Regions from separate parts of the Homo sapiens genome. Here region 2 is linked to region 1. Evidence: read pairs that join two places in POLR2A ChIA-PET (ENCODE). Cell type or tissue: OCI-LY7. All regions are shown on one strand.

What was found. ChIA-PET counts read pairs that join two places held together with the same protein. Peaks named below come from ENCODE experiments on the same cell type or tissue, not always from the same donor. Only the 100,000 strongest peaks of a DNase experiment are listed, where the experiment ranks them.
Region 2: POLR2A ChIA-PET joins it to region 1 with 5 read pairs; 2 of 35 experiments call an interaction of 5 or more read pairs at or near these places.

What each region holds. Positions count from the first base shown.
Region 1 is chr2:199,168,922-199,172,921 of GRCh38, forward strand. No RefSeq gene overlaps it. Among named protein-coding and RNA genes, the nearest start is that of SATB2, 290 kb to the right of the region's middle. In OCI-LY7, no CTCF peak of the experiment used is centred here; no DNase peak of the experiment used is centred here.
Region 2 is chr2:199,335,404-199,339,403 of GRCh38, forward strand. All of the region lies in intron 7 of SATB2 (SATB homeobox 2), which reads right to left. Among named protein-coding and RNA genes, the nearest start is that of SATB2, 120 kb to the right of the region's middle. In OCI-LY7, no CTCF peak of the experiment used is centred here; no DNase peak of the experiment used is centred here; H3K4me3 peaks cover 417 bases; H3K27ac peaks cover 865 bases.

The DNA.
Region 1 (4,000 bases):
AAAGATTAAAATGCAATTTTAAATATCTACCAGGTAAATTCTAAGTTCCCTTTTATAAATTCTTTCCCCACAATAGGAAAGACACAACATATGAGAAAAAAAAAAGACAGGAAGAGTATTTAAAGAAAATTGTAAAAGAATAATGACAAAGGCATAGACTCAAAGAAAAGAGCCACTGGTATTAAGAAAACTACACAGATGAAATGGCTAGGAAATAAAAGGACAAGTCAAGGACATTTGGTGGGGGAAGAAATGTGGAAAATAATGAAAAAGAATCAAAGGGGAAAATAAGAAAGGAAATGGAAAAAATTGGGGAAAATATGAAAACTTGAAAGTTCCATGGACATAAAAACATGTTCTTTTCATTGCATAATACCTAAAAAACAGACTGATGAGGAGGACTATAGCTGCCCTTTAAACCTTTCAGAAAAATCATTTAACTTTTCTTGAACATAAGAGAGCTAAGTTCTCAAGGTAACAAACCAGCCTCAAAGTTTAAAAAAGACAAATGCCTCTGAGGAGAGTCAAACATAAACCCTGGCCAGGTGGAGTAGAGTATGGGAGGAAAATAGGATGCCACACAAAGGGATAAAAAGATTTTAGCTTAAAGTTTATGATGAATTGCTAACAGCTCAGTGTGAACTTACCTGAAAGTATAGGAGCCCCTGGGAGCCACAGACATAAAGAGTGTTTGTACAACTTCACAGGCTCTTCTCCACCACCATCACCACGTACTAACTAATGAGAGAGTATAATGCCAAAGGGGCAGGGCGAGAGACCACAGAAAACTTCCCTTGGCCCATGTGCTTGGGAGACTGGAGGGGTAGCCTCCACTGCCGGAGAGGCAAAAAGCCCCATCTAGAGCCTTTCCCGCTATCTCTCTTACCGAATAAATGCCTTAAGAGCATGGGGAAAAGGCAGGGCACAGGTAGGGCCCAACTGCAGCTAGGAGAAGCAGACAGGAAAACAAAACCAAAAACTCGTACCACTGGGAAAGGAGGAAGGAACCATCCTGGGCTCTGACCATTCAAGATCTCTTACGACTGAGGGAAAGGCAGAAAACTTTTTCCCCACAAGATCTACCAAAGGTATAAGGCTATCATACGGATAGCAGGGAGTATGGATATCATATGAAAGAGGGGCAGAATCATTTGGAAAATTCCACTCTTGAGACCCAGGTTCACAGGGCCTGCCTAAGACTAGGAATAAAAAAAGGACAACAGAAAAGGCCCTTTTATCTCAGCCCCAACACCAGGCTAGCTAGCATTAAGTATCAAGTAAAAGTAGTCTACCACTGAAGGAGGGGCAAGGACAGAGAGAAAACCTACTCAAAGTTATGGGCTCCTAGGGAAGACCAAAAGTTGAGGCAGAACATGATCATTGAGAAATATCCGAAAGATTCAACCCCCAACTTAACTACAAGATAGCCCTGGAGGAAATTTGAAGACTGTAGTACAATGAAGGTAACCACAGCAAAACAAACAAACCCATTTCAACTTCTGCCTACACTGACTTAACGTACCCCACCACAACAATAGAGAGGCATGCCCATTACTCAGGCATAAATACAATTTACCAGCGTCTCTATTGTCCTAAACACAATGCCTGGTTTCAATCAACCAAAAATTATAAGACTATAAAAAAAAAAAACCCACTGTTAAGAAGCAAAGGAGATGTGATCCAATTGTTGAAACCGTCAGACAAAGAATTTAAAATAAATTACTGTATTAAAAGTTCTAGTGGAAAATGTGGACAACATGCATGGACAAATGGGAAATTTTAGCAGAGTGATGAAAACTAATAGAAAGACCCAAATAGAAATGCAACAGTGAAAAATCATAAGTGATGAAGAATTTCTTTGACAGGTTCCTCAGTAGATTCAACATTGCCAAGCCCATGGAGGAAAAACAATTAATGAACTTAAAGATGAGTAAATACAAGTCACCCTATCTGAAATATTAAAGGAAAAAATAATTAAAAATACAGAGCAGAACATCTAAGAGCTATGAAACAATATCAAGAGGTCTAACACATGTGTAATTGGAATCCCAGTGTACACAAGAAAGAATAGGGAATGAGAAATATTTGAAGAAATAATGGCCAACATTTTCCAAAAATAATAAAAAAAATCAGACTACAGATTCAAGAAACTCAGAGAACACTACGAATCACCATCCTACCACCACTTAAAAACCCTTCACTTGGACACATCATATTCAAACCACTGAAAAACAAAGATAAAGTGAAAATCTTGAAGGCAGTCAGAAAAAAACACGTATTACATGAGGAAGAATGAAGATAATAATTACAGCATATTTCCTTTCTGAAACTATGCAAACCTCATAGGATGAGTTGGAAAGTATTCTCAGCTCTTGTATTTTATGGAAAAGTTGGTAGAAGAATAATATTACTTCTTTAAATACTTGACAGTGACACTGTCTGGAATGGGAGAATTCTTTGTTGAAAAAGTTTTACTATGAACTTAATTTTAAAAATAGATATAGGACTATTCATGTTGTTTTTCTTGAGAAAATTCTTAAGCCTTCAGAATTTGTATCTGTACACAATGGACTCTGAGGACGGGGGAAAGGGTGAGAAGTGGGTGAGGGATAAGAGACTACAAATTGGGTTCAGCCTGCACTACTCAGGTGATGGGTACACCAAAATCTCACAAATTGCTAAATACTGCCTATTCCCCAAAAACCTATGGAAATTAAAAAAAAAAAAAATTTAAAGAAGATTAATTAAAAAAGAAATTTGTAAAGAAATTTGTTCATTTCATCCAATTTGTCAAATGTATTGCCATAAAATTTCTTATAAAATTTATTTATTATCCTTTTACTGACTTCATGGTCTGCAGTTCTCTCTTTCATTTCTATATTGTTGGTTTGCCATCTTTTCTCTTTTTCTTTGGTCAGTCTGGTTAAAGACATCAATTTTATTAACCTCCTCAAAAACCAAAGTTTTAGATTAGTTGAACCAGGTTGTATTCAAAGGGAGGGTTAGAAATAGCTTACTCTGATGAGGGAACAATGAAGCTGAAACTTGAGAGAGGCAATGAGTGCAAGTGTCCTAAAATGAATAAGAAATTGGGGAGTTCTAGGAACAATTATTTAAAAAAAGAAAGAAAGCAACAACAACAACAATGTGGGTGGAGTGTGGAAACAAGAGAGGAGACTGTTGCAATACGAGGCCTGGTAGGAAAACAGAGGCTATACGACACTGTTATATATGGTAAGGATTATACGGTAAGGATTTACATAGGAATTTATACTGAAAGCAAATGGAAGACACTAATGGATATTACATAGCAGAGTAACATGATAAGTTCATTTTGAAAAGCTCAGTCTGGCAGTAGGATGGGAAATGAACTGAAGTTGAGGAGTAGAAATGGAGAAGAATAATTAGATGCTTGTTACAGCAATTTAGGTGGGAGTAGGAATTTAGACTGGAAGGTGGCAAAGAAATTGAAAGATTCAAATGCTGATAAGTAATGATTGATTTATGATTGACTTATTGATTTATTTTTTATTTGTGGTAATAAATAGGACATTTATTTAGCACTTATTACATACCAGGAATTATTCTAAGCATTTTATGTGAGTTAATACAAGACCATGCAACTAGTACTAGAAAGAGCAGGGATGAAAGCCAGGCATAGCCTATGCTCTAAGTTCTTGCTCTTACTGCCTCTCAGATGTTAGGATTAAAGAAAGGAGAAAATATAAGGATGAATCTCTGGTTTCTGTGTTAAGTGACTGGGTACTAATTACTGAAATAAGAAACATGAGAGAAAAACCATGTTTTGGAAAGAAATAATAAACTCAGCTTTAGATAAAACCAAGAGAGACATTTTATCACAATCTTAATAAATCCAAATCTGCAAGGACAAATGAGGAACTCCTCTTTATGGTGTCATGGTAAAGAGTTCATTCATATACCCTGGAAATTATTAAAGGACATTTAGTTAAATATAAACATAAACACTGTCATGTCCCAC
Region 2 (4,000 bases), 170 kb after region 1:
TATATGTATGTACAGTACACTGCAATTGGAAATACTTTCTCCCTCCTTTGAACCAAAACAGCAATAGTTCTACCTCACATTTATGAGACATCTTTTGCACTGTGCTACTATAAAACCTTCCTCCCATGATACAGTAAACTCCTTGGGGGCAGAATCTGCATATTTTGCACTTAGCGGCCAGTTGGTAATATATAGGAATGGTTCTAAGAAGGCAACAAATGCATATTTTTTAAATTTCTGGGAGTGGGAGTCCTATCTTTGCTGAACAGCGAACAGCAGGCTCTGGAGACTACATATTGAAAACATGACTCACATTATACTCAAGATCTTTTCATCCAGCCTGCTGAAAACAAGATAACTGAAACTGAAATTTTGGGTCATGCAAACTTCATTTTAGAGCAAATATTTCAGGCACCCTAAGTCTGTAATTTATTAAGTAAAACACTTGTCTCACAGATTTGTTTTTTGTGGATACAATAAAATTTCACTTGTGGCAACTTTCACATCAGAATACAGTACCCACATAACACAAAGTGAGTAGATACAACAGAGCATTCTTGAAGCCAAAACAGTCTGTGTTCCCTTAACTGCAATACCTTTGACCAAGCCACATTTGAGCATGTACAATAGAGGAAATTAGCCAAAATCAGATTCCTGGCAACTTTAATGTTTTTTGTTTGTTTGTTTGTTTTTGCATACTTAATCTACGTAATGATTATCCCTTCCTCCTTGGTGTCTCTAGGAAGTCTTAGGTACTGGAATAAGAGGCTATGCACAATCCAAGTCAAAATTTATAAAACACATTAGCACCAAAAAGTGAAAGCAAACAGAACTGAACAGGTTCCCTTTGGAAACGTTTTACTAGTAGTGTTCTTCAGCTCTGGGCACATACATGGTTTCTACTCACACCTCAAGTACCTGGCACTATGACTATTTCATTCACAAAGTTCTGGGCCCTTCTTATTCCTAGTTTCCATGAATGTTCCGTAAAACAACTGTTGGCAACCTGCCCCAAAAATTTACTAGCTTTGGCTACTTTGTCAAAACATTGGCAAAAATAGTACTTTCCTAAAACAAAACAAATACATTTATTGAATATTTATATCTCAAATGTATCAGATGCCTTCAGATATAAGCAAAGCAGTCTATTAACACTTGAGCTGACTTTTTCTGAAACAGTTACAAAATATTATTCTTTCCTGCTGAAATATTTCTGCATTAGTTTTAATCACCTTCAGGGTCAAAAGCATCTGTTCTCACATAGCACATGGGACACGTCACAGTCCTAATGATTTCACAAAAGGATTACTGGTTTGAAAGTCTGTTTACCCCTGTACCTCTTTGAAGAAGGGATTATGCCCTTCATCTTCCACTCTGTGGTAGCAGAAATGATTGAGAATAAAGTAGTTATGAGTATGAGTCATGAAGTCAGACTTGCTGGATTCGAAATTGGGCTCTAACTGGACAAGTATCAATTAATCTCCCTATGGCACAGTCTCCTCACCTGTAAAACTAAAATAATTCTGCTTCCCTTATAGGGTCCCCTAGAGAGCTTCTAACTGTATGTGATACATACTAAGAGTTTAATCAATGTTAGCCATTGTTAGGATGCCTAGTATAGTTTCTGAATACTTAATATTTGATGAATAAATACATAAACATCACAGTACAATTTTTATTTTACATCTACAACTTTAAATATTCAAGACACTCTAGTTATATTTTGCTAAACGTCTTCTCATAGAGAAGGCAGAAAATATAAGTAACTTACAGGAAATGGAATAATTAAAACTATTTGACATAGAGAAGGTATAAAGAAAAATGTAATAAATTATATGATGCAAAATGACCACATGAATATTCTAGGTAACACTAAATTAAAATATTCAATTTATACTTCAGAAAAGTAAAACAACTTTCTTTCTCTAAGTAACTTTGCTATCTTTAAAAATCAGCTTTAATCTGTATCACTGTTCAAACATGGGTCATAATTATTAGTGGATCATAATTAACATATCATAACTAACTTTCTATTATGAATTGGAATTAAAAAACCTTACAAAGTACCAAAGTGTTTAATACATGGTAATAGCATTGTTCCATGAAGGATTTTTTTCTTTCATGAAGCCTTTGCTTTAGAAACATACAGATAGGGAGAGGTAGAAATGAGATATAGCTAGAGACAGACATACAGATGTGTGTGCACATGCTCATCTGGGGGTGTGTACCAGCTCATGATGTAAAAAGTATTTCTTATAGGTATTGCAGTCAGAGAACTTTGGAAGTAAATTCTGCAGTCTATACTGACAATTTTAGACACAGAACTGTATACAGAATTGAAACAACCTAGTAATTTCAAATTGATAACAATTATATTTTTCTCTCAGCATTTCTGGCCTTTAAACTTCCTTCACTTTATTTGAGCAAATATGCAATTAACCCAAGGCCAAATGGTCATCATTTCAATAAATGACCATGAAAGGAAAACGCCTTGTATATATTTTTAAAATTGCTTTAATTGAGCAATGGTGAAAAATATATAAATAACAGAATTTAAAGCTAGTGCTTCCTTGTATTTTTTTAATAAAAATCATACTGTAAATATAACATCACTCAGAATTTCGGGAGACTAGTTAAATAATACAACAATGGACTTTCACATTAAAAGTGCAAGTTTCGGCCGGATGTGGTGGCTCACGCCTATAATCCCAGCACTTTAGGAGGCCGAGGCAGGCAGATCATTTGAGGTCAGGAGTTCAAGACCAGCCTGGCCAACATGAGGAAACCCTGTCTCTATTAAAAATACAAAAAAAAATTAGCCATGCATGGTGACACATGGCTGTAATCCCAGCTACTCGGGAGGCTGAGGTGGAAGGATCACTTGAACTCGGGAGGCAGAGGTTGCAGTGAGCCAAGATCATGCCACTGCACTCCAGCCTGGGCGACAGAGCAAGACTTTCATTTAAAAACAAACAAACAAGAAAAAAAAAAAAGTGCAGGTTTCTACTGAAATATACTCACTAGAGGTAAAAGTCCTCATTGAGGATAGAGACCTCTATCTGTGTAAAATGAGTCAATCATTCCCTGTTAGAGAATGGTGAAACAAGCTTATAAAACTTACCAAAAGTGAGTTTTCTTTAGTAAAAACAGAGAAGCCTGAATTTTCTATAATGAGTCTGGCAACTAATTTTTAAGAACTTTGCACATTGGTCAGGGATGAAAGGAAAAGATAGGCTGGGAGTGATGGCTCACGCCTGTAATCCCAGCACTTTGGGAAGCTGAGGTGGGTGACTGCCTGAGCTCAGGAATTCTAGACTAGCCTGGGCAACATGGTGAAACCCCATCTCTACTAAAATACAAAAAATTGGCCAGGCATGGCAGTGCATGCCTGTAGTCCCAGCTACTCGGGAGGCTGAGGTGGGAGAATCGCTTGAACCTAGGAGGCAGAGGTTGCAGTGAGCAGAGATGGCACCACTGAATTCTGGGCCTGGGTGACAGAGCAAGACTCTGTCTTAAAAAAAAAAAAAAAAAAAGAAAGAAAGAACAAGACAGACCAGTATGTCATCATGTTTGCTTCTTCTGATTCTCTTGCATGAGTTTTGTGAAAGGAGAAAAGAAAGGTCTTCTTTTACATACAAGTCTCTACTTCAGGTGGATTTAGAAGTGAGAGGAGAGTTGCATATGTTTGACAGCTGCTAAATTAGCCTTCTCTATAGGCAGAGCACAAACAAAGCCATCATCTCCCCAAGTCTCTTTAGATGAGCCCTCTGACCTATCAATCCACGTTTTGTGGCTGAGTGCCTGAAAAAGGTGCCAATTAACAACAGATAGTCTTATATGTGCAAGGGGAACTAAAGGGAACCTGCTATCTACAGGGCTACCCTCAAGCAATCTAATAACTTTGAGACACTGCTATCCTGGGAGATATTAATATTATTATAATCTGTAAATCTATGAATTCAAGCTAGTGATCCTGAAATGAAAGACTGTTTATTTTATG